Linked DNA regions of Homo sapiens: regions 2, 3 and 4 are each linked to region 1. Evidence: chromatin contacts called from ENCODE Hi-C or POLR2A ChIA-PET data. All regions are on one chromosome and are shown on one strand. The core of a region is the stretch at or near the end of the contact, and the rest is flanking DNA. Distances in the headings are between cores, read along the strand shown.

Region 1 (2,718 bases), core at 117-2,616:
TTGGCCAGAAGAGCAGAGCTGGATAATGGAAAACGCTTACTTGAAGCCTGTGTAACATGGTGAAACCCTGTCTCTACTAAAAATACAAAAAAATTAGTTGACCATTGTCTTAATCTCTATGTGCTTCTGTAACAAAATCCCTGGAACTAGGTAATTTATAAATTATGGATACTTATTTCTTATGATTCTGGAGGCTGGGAAATCCAAGATCAAAGCACCAGCAGTGTCTGTGTCTGGTGAGAGCCTGGTCTCTGCTTCCAGGAGGGCACCTTTTTGCTCTGTCCTCACATGGCAGAAGGCAGAGGGGCAGAAGGGCAAAGGGCCTAGCTAGTTCCCCCAGCACGCATGTGGTCACTAACACCTTCATGAAGGCACATCCCTGCCCTGGCCCCCTAAAAGTCTTTTTTTTTTTTGAGACATGGTCTTGCTCTGTCACCCAGGCTGGAGTGCAGAAGCGCCATCCCGGCTTACTGCAGCCTCGACCACCCAGGCTCAAGTGATCCTTCCACCTCACAAAATTATTTTATTTTTATAGAGATGGGATCTCTCACTGTGTTGCACAGGCTGGTCTCAAACTACTGGGCTCAAGTGATCCTCCTGTCTCAGCCTCCCAAAGAGTTGGGATTAGAGGTGTGAGCCACCGCACTTGGACAAAACTTCTTATAAGGACACTAATCCCACCATAAGGGCCTGACCCTCACGACTTCATCTAAACCTCCCAAACGCCCCATCTCCTGGGAGGGGAACACCGGTCAGTCCATTGCACCTCCTTTACCTGGCAGACCCTACCTCTTGCTTTAATTCTGCTGAGGCATCACTTCCGCAGGAAATCCTTGACTAAGCACCTCATATCCCCCACCGCTTCACTCTAAGGTGACAACGCGGGCTTTAATTCATGTTTTGTGCTTACCTCTTTCATAGCCCTTGTCTCTGTTTTGTAATTATCTGTTTCTGGTCTGATTCCCTAATAGATCGTGAGTTCCTTGAAGGCAAGGCCTTTGTCTCATTCAACTGTGTTCTCCCAAACCCTAGAACACGGCCTGACCCATGGTAGGCAACCAATGATACTTTTTGAGTGAATAGAACAAAAAGTATTGCCCTCCTTAATAAAAGAAAACCTAGAACTTCAAGGCTGACATTGGCCTTCGCGTAGCCCAATCAGAGCGCTTTGCCCTTGCTGCAGAGGACTAAAGGACGCCACGCCGCCGTTGCCTAGTAACTGTCGCCGGAGGGAGGCGGGGAGGGTCGCAAGCGCGCCGCCGGCGTCCAATCAGGACCTGCGTTCCGGGAGCCAATAGCAGCTTCGAGAGCCGCTCACCTAGAGCGGACTACACTTCCCGTCACGCCCCGCCGCCTGGGGCTGGGCAGTGACCGTAAAGCTGTTCGCTCGGTGCGACGCAAGTCTCAGCTCAGCGCGCTTATCCTGGGTCCACCGGCGCTACCGCCCCCCGACGTGAGAGAGCGAAGTTCTTGGGCCGCGCTCCCTCCCTACCTGGGTGCCCTCCCCCTCCGGGAGCCTGGGTCCCCGGGGCGGTCGCGGCGGCTGCATCCTCAGGCCAGGCCGCGGGGGGAGGGGGCGGCACGGGCCTCCGAAAGCGGGGCCATGGAGCCCAGAGAGTCGGGGAAGGTAGGACTGGAAGGCCCGGGGGCCGCCCGCTCCCTCCCGAGGATCCCCGAGCCGGGCTCGGGCGAGGCGGGGCGGCTCGGGCGGAGGCCCCGCAGATGAGCCAGGCTTGCAGGGAAGGACTCGCCGGCCCGCCCTCTCTTCCCGCACTTCGGCGCCCGACCCCGGGAGGGTGGCGGAGAGGAGCGGACGCTTCCGTTCGGTGTCCGCGCATCCTCCCCGAGCTGCCGAGCGTCCGCTGGGTCGATGCTGGGTTGGGTGACCCCCGAGTGGAGCGATGCGAAGGTGCTTCCTGTTTTCCCCACCACCTTCGGCGTTTTGAAGAGGCCCTGCTAAGGCTTGGAGTCTGGATCGGACGCCAGTGGGAGCTGCAGGGTGGGACGCTTGAGGGCTTGACCCTGCCTAGATCCTCCTTACCAAGAAAGGGCTGAAAAGAGAGGGCATCTGGCATGCTTTTTGCCACTTCTGTTTCTAGGTTATGTACTTCATGGAATATCTGGGCATTGCTTAGAAACCTGTGTCATAAATTGGCTTTGGGCAAGAGGCTTTGAGTTGGAAGAAAAGGTGGAAAGAAAGTGCTTGGGGGCGGAGTTCAGGGATTTGACGGGATTGCCAGCGCTTCCAGGCCGTGTCATCCAAGACCAGTGTGGTTGTGGGCACATTAGCTTGGAGACAGTGGCAGCCTCTTGGGACTAACATCTTTCTGGATGTTGTTTGCTGCCAGTTCTTGAGTATTGTTTCTTATTTGGCACAGAGGAGAATTCTCTCAACAAACGTTTTCGACTGTTTATTGAGTCCCTTAAAAAACTGTCCATTTAATAAACATTTGTGATCTGTGATTTGCATTGAACGAGATGCTGGAAGTATGAGGATAAATAGGAAATGATCACCTTTCTCAAGGAGCTCTCCTGCAGTTTTCACTTCAATAACTTGGACACGCCTGAAAGGGTTGTCCCACACGAAAAGAGAGAAAAGGATAATGAGGTTCTTTTGATGCTGTAGTTTTTCCTGGGAAGACTAGGAAGGACTCTGAATTTCAAAAGAGGTGATTTCTCGCATGAGCATCTCTTCCATCCTCCCTCCCTCCACAAGCT
Region 2 (2,718 bases), core at 140-2,639, 950 kb after region 1:
ATCTTCAGCTAAGGAAAGAGACCACTTTTTACTTTTAATTTCAGTATTTCAAAACCACTAGAGTTTTTTTTTTTTTTTTGGCAGGGGGTGTAGGGGATGGAGTCTCACTCTGTCGCCCAGGCTGGAGTGCAATGGCATGATCTCAGCTCACTGCAAACTCTGCCTCCCAGGTTCAAGCGATTCTCCTGTCTCAGCCTCCCGAGTAGCTGGGACTACAGGTGAGCACCACCATGCCCAGCTAATTTTTGTATTTTTACTACAGACGGGGTTTCACCATGTTAGCCAGGATGGTCTCTATATCTTGACCTCATGATCCGCTCGCCTTGGCCTCCCAAAGTGCTAGGATTACAGGTGTGAGCTACCGCGTCCAGCCACCACTAGAATTATTTTGTAAAACTCCAAGGTTAACAAGTTCATGAAAAGAATGAAAACAAAGAGATTAAATTCAGAGCCCTGTTCTGTATCTGAATTCTTTCCTGCAAACCACCTAACTGTAATATTCATACCCATGCCCCTCGAAATGTACGAAGCACATATAGTGCCTGGGACCTTGTGAAAATGCAGGTTCTGACTTGGCTGGTCTGGCGTGGAGGAGATTTTGCATCTCTAGCCAGTTCCCAGGGTTGCCCATGCAGGCCAGTGGATCACACCTTGAGCAGCAAGAATTGAGACCACCCACTGGCTGCCAAAATTTTTCTTTTACAGAATATAGAAGTGAAAAAAAAAATCAACCTTTACCCCCTAGTCTCTAAAAAAAAAAATTTTTTTGTTGCTTATTGACTGAATATTTATTAATAACCCGTAGAAGGCTGAATACAAGAAAAACATAGCTCCCACCTTCCTCCAGCCCATGGAGAAGCTCAGGATTATGAGCCGAGAAACTGTGACATCTTCCCTCGCCTCCAGTCTGGACCAGGTGTGTCCGCATGCCACCTGCTCTGCTAGTGCCAACAGGTCAGCACTGTGCCATCCCATGGGGAGTGTGACCTGCACAGAGAATCCCGTGCTCTGCCCCCAAAGCCCTCATGATTATAGAGAACAGAGTAGAGTTTCTACTGCTCCTTCATTATCCCTGGCCAGGCTCTCCCTCCTTCACCTCATTCTGCTCCAGTGACACATCCCAAGGAACAGACATGCCCAGTTTGAAACAGGGCAGCTCCTGCAAAGCCCCACTCTGGGGTAGCAGAGTCATCTGCCTTACGTGGAAACAGAAAGAAAAGGTCCCAGAACAGAGTGGCAGGGCCTTGCTTTAGGGCAGAGAGGACATTCAGCAGGAGCTGCAAATGTCAGCACCCAAGGTCATCAGGACAAGATAACGAACAGACTTAAGTGGCCCCAGATTTCCAAGTATTTCTACTTCCTCTTTTTGACCATATAGCTGGGCCCTTGATAGAAGGACATTTCAGAAGCCTCTCTCGGCCTCAGACAGTTTTGGCTGATATCCAAAGCAGAAAGCAGAAGCTGCTCTTTCTGGCTTGTTAACGTCTGAGCTCCCGGAAGAGATTATACCAGAAAAGCCTAGGAGATTTACTGGAAATTATACTAGAGGAGACTGTGCTAGAAATGCCTGTGATTATAGAGATTATGCTAGAAGAGATGTTGTGAAGACAAAGGGGGTGGGGTGCCCCTCAGGCGGCACTTAGGGAGTGGGGAGCTGTCCTGGAGACCCTGAGGAGTCAGATGTGGAGGGAGAGGAGAGGCTGGTGGGACCAGGCAACAGAGGGCGATGGTGGCCTGAGGATGTGATGAGACCTCAGGGTGATATGCCAGGAACACCAGCTCCTGGGAACTGCAGCTTTCAGCTGTGGCAAAGGCAGGTGTGGTCCCACACCATGAGAGGCACCCCTTTATGGGGAACCCGGAGGGCTGCACAAAGGGCTCCTCAATAGTAAACAAGGAAGGGATTTTGAAAACGCAGTGCTGGGGCACACCTGATCCCCCTCTCAGGCTGTCCCAAGCTGTCTCCCGTCTCCCAGTGTCTGAGTTTGCTAGGGCTGCCGTAACAAAACACCGACTGAGGGGCTTAAACAGGAGAAATTTCTTTTCTCTCAGTTCTGGAAGGCCAAAGTCCAAGATTTGGCACCAGCGGAGTTCCTCTGAGGCTCTCCTTGGCTAGTAGATGCCGTCTTCTCCCTGTGTCCTCAGGTGGCCTTCCCTCTGGGCCTGTCGGCATTCTGATTGCCTCTAATATGACATCAGACATATTGGATGAGGGCCCACCACAATGATCTCATTTTAACTTAATTACCTCTTTCAAGACACTGTCTCCAAATACAGTCACATCCTGAGCTACTAGGGGTGAGGGCTTCAACATATAAATTTGGAGGGGACAAAAATTCAGCCTCTCACGCCCACCACCTCCCACCCTACCCCAGAAGCAAAAAAGGTTTCCTTCCTGCCTCAAGGACTCTGGTACTCTCCAGGCTTGAGGACCAGCCCTCTGTCCATGCTGCAGTATAGATTGAGATCTTTGCAGATGGAGTTCTGAATATCAACATCTGTGACAACTAAAAGACAACCCCCCTGCCCAACTTTGGCCAAAGTTCCTTGGAGTCAGGGTGGTGAGTGGGCAAGTAACTCAGTCCTATCAAATGTGCCCATGGACACTGAGGTCTGAGCAGCCCTGCGCACTCTGCGTTCTCATGGCTGTTCACGACATGAGCAACGGCAAGCTCAGGGTGCTCTGCCCCTGAGTGTCTGCTACTTTGCATTCTCCTT
Region 3 (2,718 bases), core at 162-2,661, 600 kb after region 1:
CTTCTGGAGGCAATGGTCTTCAGATCCGCTTGGCTGTGGCCAAACTACAGGGTGTCATGGAGAAACACAGTCTGGTGGGAGGGGGCAGATGATGAAAGCAGAAGACAGGAAAGACAAAGACTTCTTGGTGTTATCTTCCATGGTGAGTGTGCAGTTTCCATATTCTCCAGCTATGAACTTGAACTCAATGGGAGAAATCTCCCAGTAAGATGTTATGTGGGTGGTGGCCGAGTAGGGGTGGGTTGGTCGCTGTGAACTGTCTGAGACTCTCCTGTCTTAACATTGGAGAAATGGAGACTTGAAGAGGTGAAGCAAATTTCCCTAGATGACTTGGGAACGTTGGGTTGTGGGGAGTTGGGTTTGAACTTGGACATTCAGTTTTGAATCCACGTGCTTACAGAGGGGTAGAGAAGGCTCTAGGGCATGAGAGTCAATTACTCAGCAGAGAAGGGAAAGGGAGAAGATTTCACACATTCCTGCCCTTCTGAGTTGATTTCAATCCTATCTGAGTAATAGACATCATTATGGTTAATATTTGTCTCTGATTGGTCGTCTTTGTTTTGACTCCCCCTGAATTAAGGATTCAAGGGCAAGTAGTTTATTTGAGAGTGGATCCCGAGAAACCCTGGTGGGGGAGTGGGAAAGTGAGAAAGAGAGGAGGCCACTGGAGGATGACTGGTAAGTTCATTTCCACTTTGGGCCACTGAGCTTGATCCTGCTGGGGAACCCTGGCAGGTACGTCTCAGATGCCAACCATGGAGCAAGAACACAGGGGTGTTCTTTCCATCTGGCCTTGGTGGCAGCATCTCCCAGGGGCACTGTGTCCCTGGTGCTCTGGTCTGTGGAGAGTCATAGGTGCTCTTGTTAAGCATCTGTGTGCACGGAGAGGAGAGTGCTTGGGAGGGATAGGGGGTGGCATCAAGGGCATCTGCAAACCTCAGGCAGCTGGAGGATGGCCAGGTGGCTGCCTCTCTGTAGCTCGTGTCCTGAAGTGTCTTTCTGTGCCCACTTATTTGTGCTCGACCTTGGGCTGCAAGTTTGTTGATAGTTACAGGGGGTGGCTCCAGCCACCGTGTTGGGTGTCTCACCCTGTCCAACCCCTGATCTTTATTGTGGACCAGGCTATAGACAGATCTTTGTCAGCTGCCCCTGTGAGTCTTCTGTGCAGACACCTTCCTGTGGAAGAGTTGGTCTCTGGTCACTGTTTCAAGTCTCTGCTGCGGCCACAGCTTTCTTATCTCTCACTTTGGGGATCTCAGGAAATGAGACACCAGGAGGTGTCTGCTGTACAAAATCCTATTTGCTCAAGGAACCTGCATATCTCAGCTCATGTTTCTTAATCATTTTTCTGATTCTAAAAAGTCGATGACAAAACTTCGATAGAAACACAGTTCTAGCATTTGGGATTGGAGGAAGAAGTGTATTCAGCATTCTACCTTCTTCCTGATTCTGTGAGCTTAGACCTGCTTCCACTTTCAATCTCTCTCATTGCAGGCTGAAGAGGACTGGCCTTTCAGTGGCCCTCGTGGAACGGTAGGAAGCTGAGCTGGACTCTCTGCCACATCGTTCGGTTCCCACAACAGCCTGGTAGGTCGGGGTAGTCACTTCCATTTGGGAGATGAGGAAGTCGAAGGAGAGAGCTAGAGTGAGCCAGAACTTAGGGCTGATCACAAATTGGATGAGTAATTGAGATAACTAGGATGGCCCCTAGCTAAGGCTGCAGGCAATGCCCCAAGGAGACTGTCACCTTTTTGTTACAATTTTCCAGGGTGTGATAGGACTTAGGAGGATGGTGTGTCTGTCCCTAGGACTGTAGGTTGTTCTAGAGAAAAACAAAATTTTAAGGACTTTTTCTTTGTGCATATGCCTCAGGTAGGCATCATGTGGGCCTAGGCAATAGGACCTAGGAAGGAGACTCCCCTGTTCCCAGGCCTGCCGCTCCTACTCAGGAGGCTGAAGGGTCCCCACCCCAACTAACCACAGAGTCAGACACATTCTTCCTAACACACCTTCCTCCCGACCTCCCAGCTTCCCTCTTTGTCACTGAAGTCATAGACTTTTTTTTTTGAAGAATTATCAACCTAAATAACAAACAGAAGCGATTCTCCAAAGATGATGAATTTATTTGGAAATGAGCAGCATGATTGTGATGCGGAGTGCCCGTGCCACAGCAGCCATGGGCGCATCCAGGAGGCTGAGGCAAGGGGAAGCTTTTAAGGGCACAAGGAAGACTGGGTGTGGTGACTCACGCCTATAATCCCAGCACTTTGGGAGGCTGAGTCGGGTGGATCACTTGAGGTCCGGAGTTCAAGACCAGCATGATAAACATGGTGAAACCCCATTTCTACTGAAAATACAAAATTAGCTGGGCATGATGGCACATGCCTGTAATCCCAGCTACCTGGGAGGCTGAGGCAGGAGAATCGCTTGAACTTGGGAGGCAGAGGTTGCAATGAGTCAAGATCGTACCATTGCACTCTAGCCTCGGCAATAAGAGCGAAACTTGGTCTCAAAAAAATAAAGGCAAAAGGAGGAGTGCACAGGAGTTGTTGAGTTGTTTTTGAACAAAGAGAACATTGGTTACTTGGGCACAGGAGTTGAGGTCAGATTCTTAGTGGAGATGGCATGTGAGGTGAGAGTGCTCCAACATGTGGCCGGCCGTCCAGTGACTCCTGTGGCAGGCTGCAGTTGGGAAGGCCCTTGGAAATAGTCCTTATT
Region 4 (2,718 bases), core at 155-2,654, 550 kb after region 1:
ACCCAAAGATGGCTGAAGGGGAGAGGGCCCGCTGCATCCCCTTGGGCCAGAGCCCACAGGCCAGGCCCTGAGGATCTTAGGCTGCACCAGGCTTGCCGGACACAGGCTCATTGTCTCTAGGGCTTTCTGTCTTGCTGTAACGTCTCTCCAGCCAGCTGCAGCTCCTGCTGACTTATCCCACCCCAGCGCAGGTCATCCAACGGTGACTTATGGCCCCGGCCTCCTGGCTCGATGAGGGTATGTTGCTTCTGTTTCTACCTCTCTGAGTTCTTTTCCTCGGAGCAAGTGACCCTGATGGGATGGCCATGGGTGTACAAGGATACTTGTGTCATGGGTGGCTTTGCAGTTCTGTGTTCCTAAGTGTGCTGTGCAGTGATTCGTGCTGCCCTGGTTCACAGTGGCACGTTTGTGTGTCTGTGGATCTGTAGGTGTGTCTGTGAGTTTTAAAAAATATCTCACATTCTCTGTATTTGCATAGACAGTTTTGCAGGTGTTCTCACGTAGTTTTGTGTCTTTGAACTTTTGTTTACTTAGCTGTATTTAGATATGATTGTATCTGGGTGTGTTTGTGTGTGGTTTAGCATTTACATCAGTTTCTTATGTCCCTATGATCATATATTTAAATTAAAAACATCTGCTATTAACTGAAATCAGAGGCAGAGAATACCATTGCCTGGTCCTGAGGGATTTCTTAATAGTGACAGAAGACTGGAGCCTGAGGAGCCACCTCTTGGGTCCTCCATTGTTTCATTCACTCATCCGTTCATTCATTCAATACACATTACACACCTTCTGCATATGAGGGACGCGCAGGTGTGGGAGCAAGCCCCCGCTCCCTGGGGCTAACCTGAGTGAGGGGTCTCACAGGGAGAGAGGACTGGGTGAGGACATAGCAGTCAGGTATGGGCTGCAGGAGGGCAGGGAGGCGCTGGGGACCCGGTGGAGTTGAGAAGGATGAGGCTATAGAAAGGGGCAGCATGGCAGGGAGGCATTGGCTGGGCATGGGCTGGGACTGGAGAGGCCAGTTTCTGTGGGGGTCTCCTATGGAAGACCAGCTGAGCTGTGCCCAGCAAGTGAGGACCTGCTGGGACCTCAGGGCTGAGAAGGGCCTGATACTGGGCCTTTGGCTGGGGTTTGGGGAGCTGCCCCCACCCCCAAAAGCCTTAGCGCCTAGTGGCGGATCCTGCTCCCGCTCCACTAGCAGCAGATGATACCTGTGGCATGGTCTGCTTCTGACTGCCCGACCTGGGGCGCTGAGGCTGTGAGAGCTGTGCTGGGCTGGTGGGAGGTTCCAGGGGCGGCGATGGGGAGGACCTTGCCTCTTTCTGGCCTGTGGCCTTTCTCCTCCCCCAGCTGCTGTCTGGCCGCCCCACCCCCAAGTCTCTGCCACAACCAAAGCTCCTTTGTTGCCTCCCCCTGCCCCGGGCCTCTCCACCTGCTGCTAGCTCAATCCCCTCTTTGTGTGGTTGGTCTTCAGTTGTCATGGCAGCTGGGCCCAGGCTGAGGCCTGCCCACTGTGAGGCTCTTAACTGAACTGCAGCCTGACCCGGTGCGCGGAGGGCCGGGCCAGGGCCAGGCGTGGGAAGGGGGCCCCTGTGTGTCCTGCTCCCCTCAGAGCCCGAGGGGCAGCAGAGAGGAAAGGTGGTCCGGTAGGGGCCCGGGGGCCCTTGTGCGATAGACAAAGCGGCCTTCCAAGACTTGGTGTGGGCACTGGTGGGAGATGGCGCATCTGGCCCTTGATGCCTGTCTTCCAGCCGGGGCGCTTTGCTGGGCAGCCTGCTCACCTGGCTCCTGGGTGTCTCCAGGTGGCTGAGGACATGTCAGGATGGTAGGTTAGGAGGGGCCCGCCATGCACAGAGCAGAGTGAAAGGCAGAATAGGAGAGAAGCTTAGGGTGGGGACGTGTGTGTCTGGCCAGCCTGGAACATGACACATGGAGGGCTTTCCTGGATTTTGTCTGTAGGACACCTGCTGTGCCATTTCCCAGACATAGCCCACCTGAGCACACAGGTAGAGGCGGGTCCCCAAAGACTTGGCCTCCCCTCATTCCTGTCCTCTGTGTTTCCCCCTTTGAATTTCTCACTTCTTCCTCTTGGGTCCTCTTCCTTCTGTCTCCATTTCTGTTCTTACGTAAGCCACAGGCTGCTTCCCCTCGAGCCCTGGTATGGCCCGAGACAGAGGCACCGAGGCTTGAGGGAGGAGCTGCTCTGGGAGGTCCCGGACAGTGGAAGGCCTGCTACTACCTGGAGTGGCTGTTAGGTCCTAATACCTCTTGGGAGGCAGGGTGGGTGAAGTAGGACTGTCTTTGATTTGCCTTGGGGGTCTCGCTCTGTGGAGACCCAGGCCCATCCTTCTGTCCTCCTGAATTTGTGGCCTGGGCTCTGCCCTCCTCGGTCTGAGTTCCCCTTACCAAGGTGGCTTCTCTGTCCACTAGCCCCTCTGCGCCTCTTCAGGTGGATGTTAAGTCCAGTTGGTGAGAGGTTTCCCAAGATGTGGCATGCAGAAGCTCACAGAGTGGCCCCAAGGGAGGAGGGTGGCGAGGGAGGGAGGAGCCCCCAGCACCCATCAGAGCCCCACCAGGGGCTCCTCCCGCCCCCTTCCCCACTGCTCGCCTTTTCTCTGCACCACAAGCAGGTTCTGTAAGAAACCATGGTAGGCATGCGTACAGGCCCCTGTTGGGGAAATAGAATTGAAAACAAAATCTCTTGCCAACCCAGAA

The links. Hi-C counts contacts between places; a loop is a spot of excess contacts on that map. ChIA-PET counts read pairs that join two places held with the same protein, here RNA polymerase II (POLR2A). Pooled maps may share reads with other maps.
Region 2: a pooled map shows a loop between it and region 1 (2.0-fold over the local background). The contact joins the enhancer-like site here to the promoter of ZNF862 in region 1. A Hi-C loop is called at or near these places in 1 of 50 pooled maps. POLR2A ChIA-PET finds 5 or more read pairs at or near these places in 2 of 52 experiments (activated CD4-positive, alpha-beta T cell and activated T-cell).
Region 3: a loop to region 1 is called in a map with no recorded cell type, with 19 times the contacts of the local background. The contact joins the promoter of LINC00996 here to the promoter of ZNF862 in region 1. A Hi-C loop is called at or near these places in 2 of 37 single-sample maps with no recorded cell type and 6 of 50 pooled maps. POLR2A ChIA-PET finds 5 or more read pairs at or near these places in 1 of 52 experiments (HCT116).
Region 4: a loop to region 1 is called in a map of CD8-positive, alpha-beta T cell, with 5 times the contacts of the local background. The contact joins the promoter of ZNF775-AS1 here to the promoter of ZNF862 in region 1. A Hi-C loop is called at or near these places in 3 of 168 maps with a recorded cell type or tissue (CD8-positive, alpha-beta T cell, ascending aorta and prostate gland), 1 of 37 single-sample maps with no recorded cell type and 13 of 50 pooled maps.

The regions. Positions count from the first base shown.
Region 1 is chr7:149,837,009-149,839,726 of GRCh38, forward strand. It overlaps ZNF862 (zinc finger protein 862), which reads left to right and starts at 1,367. Exons shown (of 8, transcript NM_001099220.3): 1 at 1,367-1,627. The coding sequence starts at 1,604. RefSeq lists a silencer at 1,443-1,902.
Region 2 is chr7:150,786,427-150,789,144 of GRCh38, forward strand. No RefSeq gene overlaps it. Among named protein-coding and RNA genes, the nearest start is that of TMEM176B, 13 kb to the right of the region's middle. Within about 2 kb of position 1,390, at least 13 of the 41 ENCODE cell types and tissues checked have a DNase peak (open chromatin) inside an H3K27ac peak, as active enhancers do.
Region 3 is chr7:150,432,243-150,434,960 of GRCh38, forward strand. It overlaps LINC00996 (long intergenic non-protein coding RNA 996), which reads left to right and starts at 1,412. Exons shown (of 4, transcript NR_034033.1): 1 at 1,412-1,587. RefSeq lists an enhancer at 1,553-1,652.
Region 4 is chr7:150,382,587-150,385,304 of GRCh38, forward strand. It overlaps ZNF775-AS1 (ZNF775 antisense RNA 1), which reads right to left and starts at 1,405. Exons shown (of 2, transcript NR_183445.1): 1 at 1,215-1,405. All of the region lies in intron 1 of ZNF775 (zinc finger protein 775), which reads left to right. RefSeq lists enhancers at 1-214, 1,171-2,126.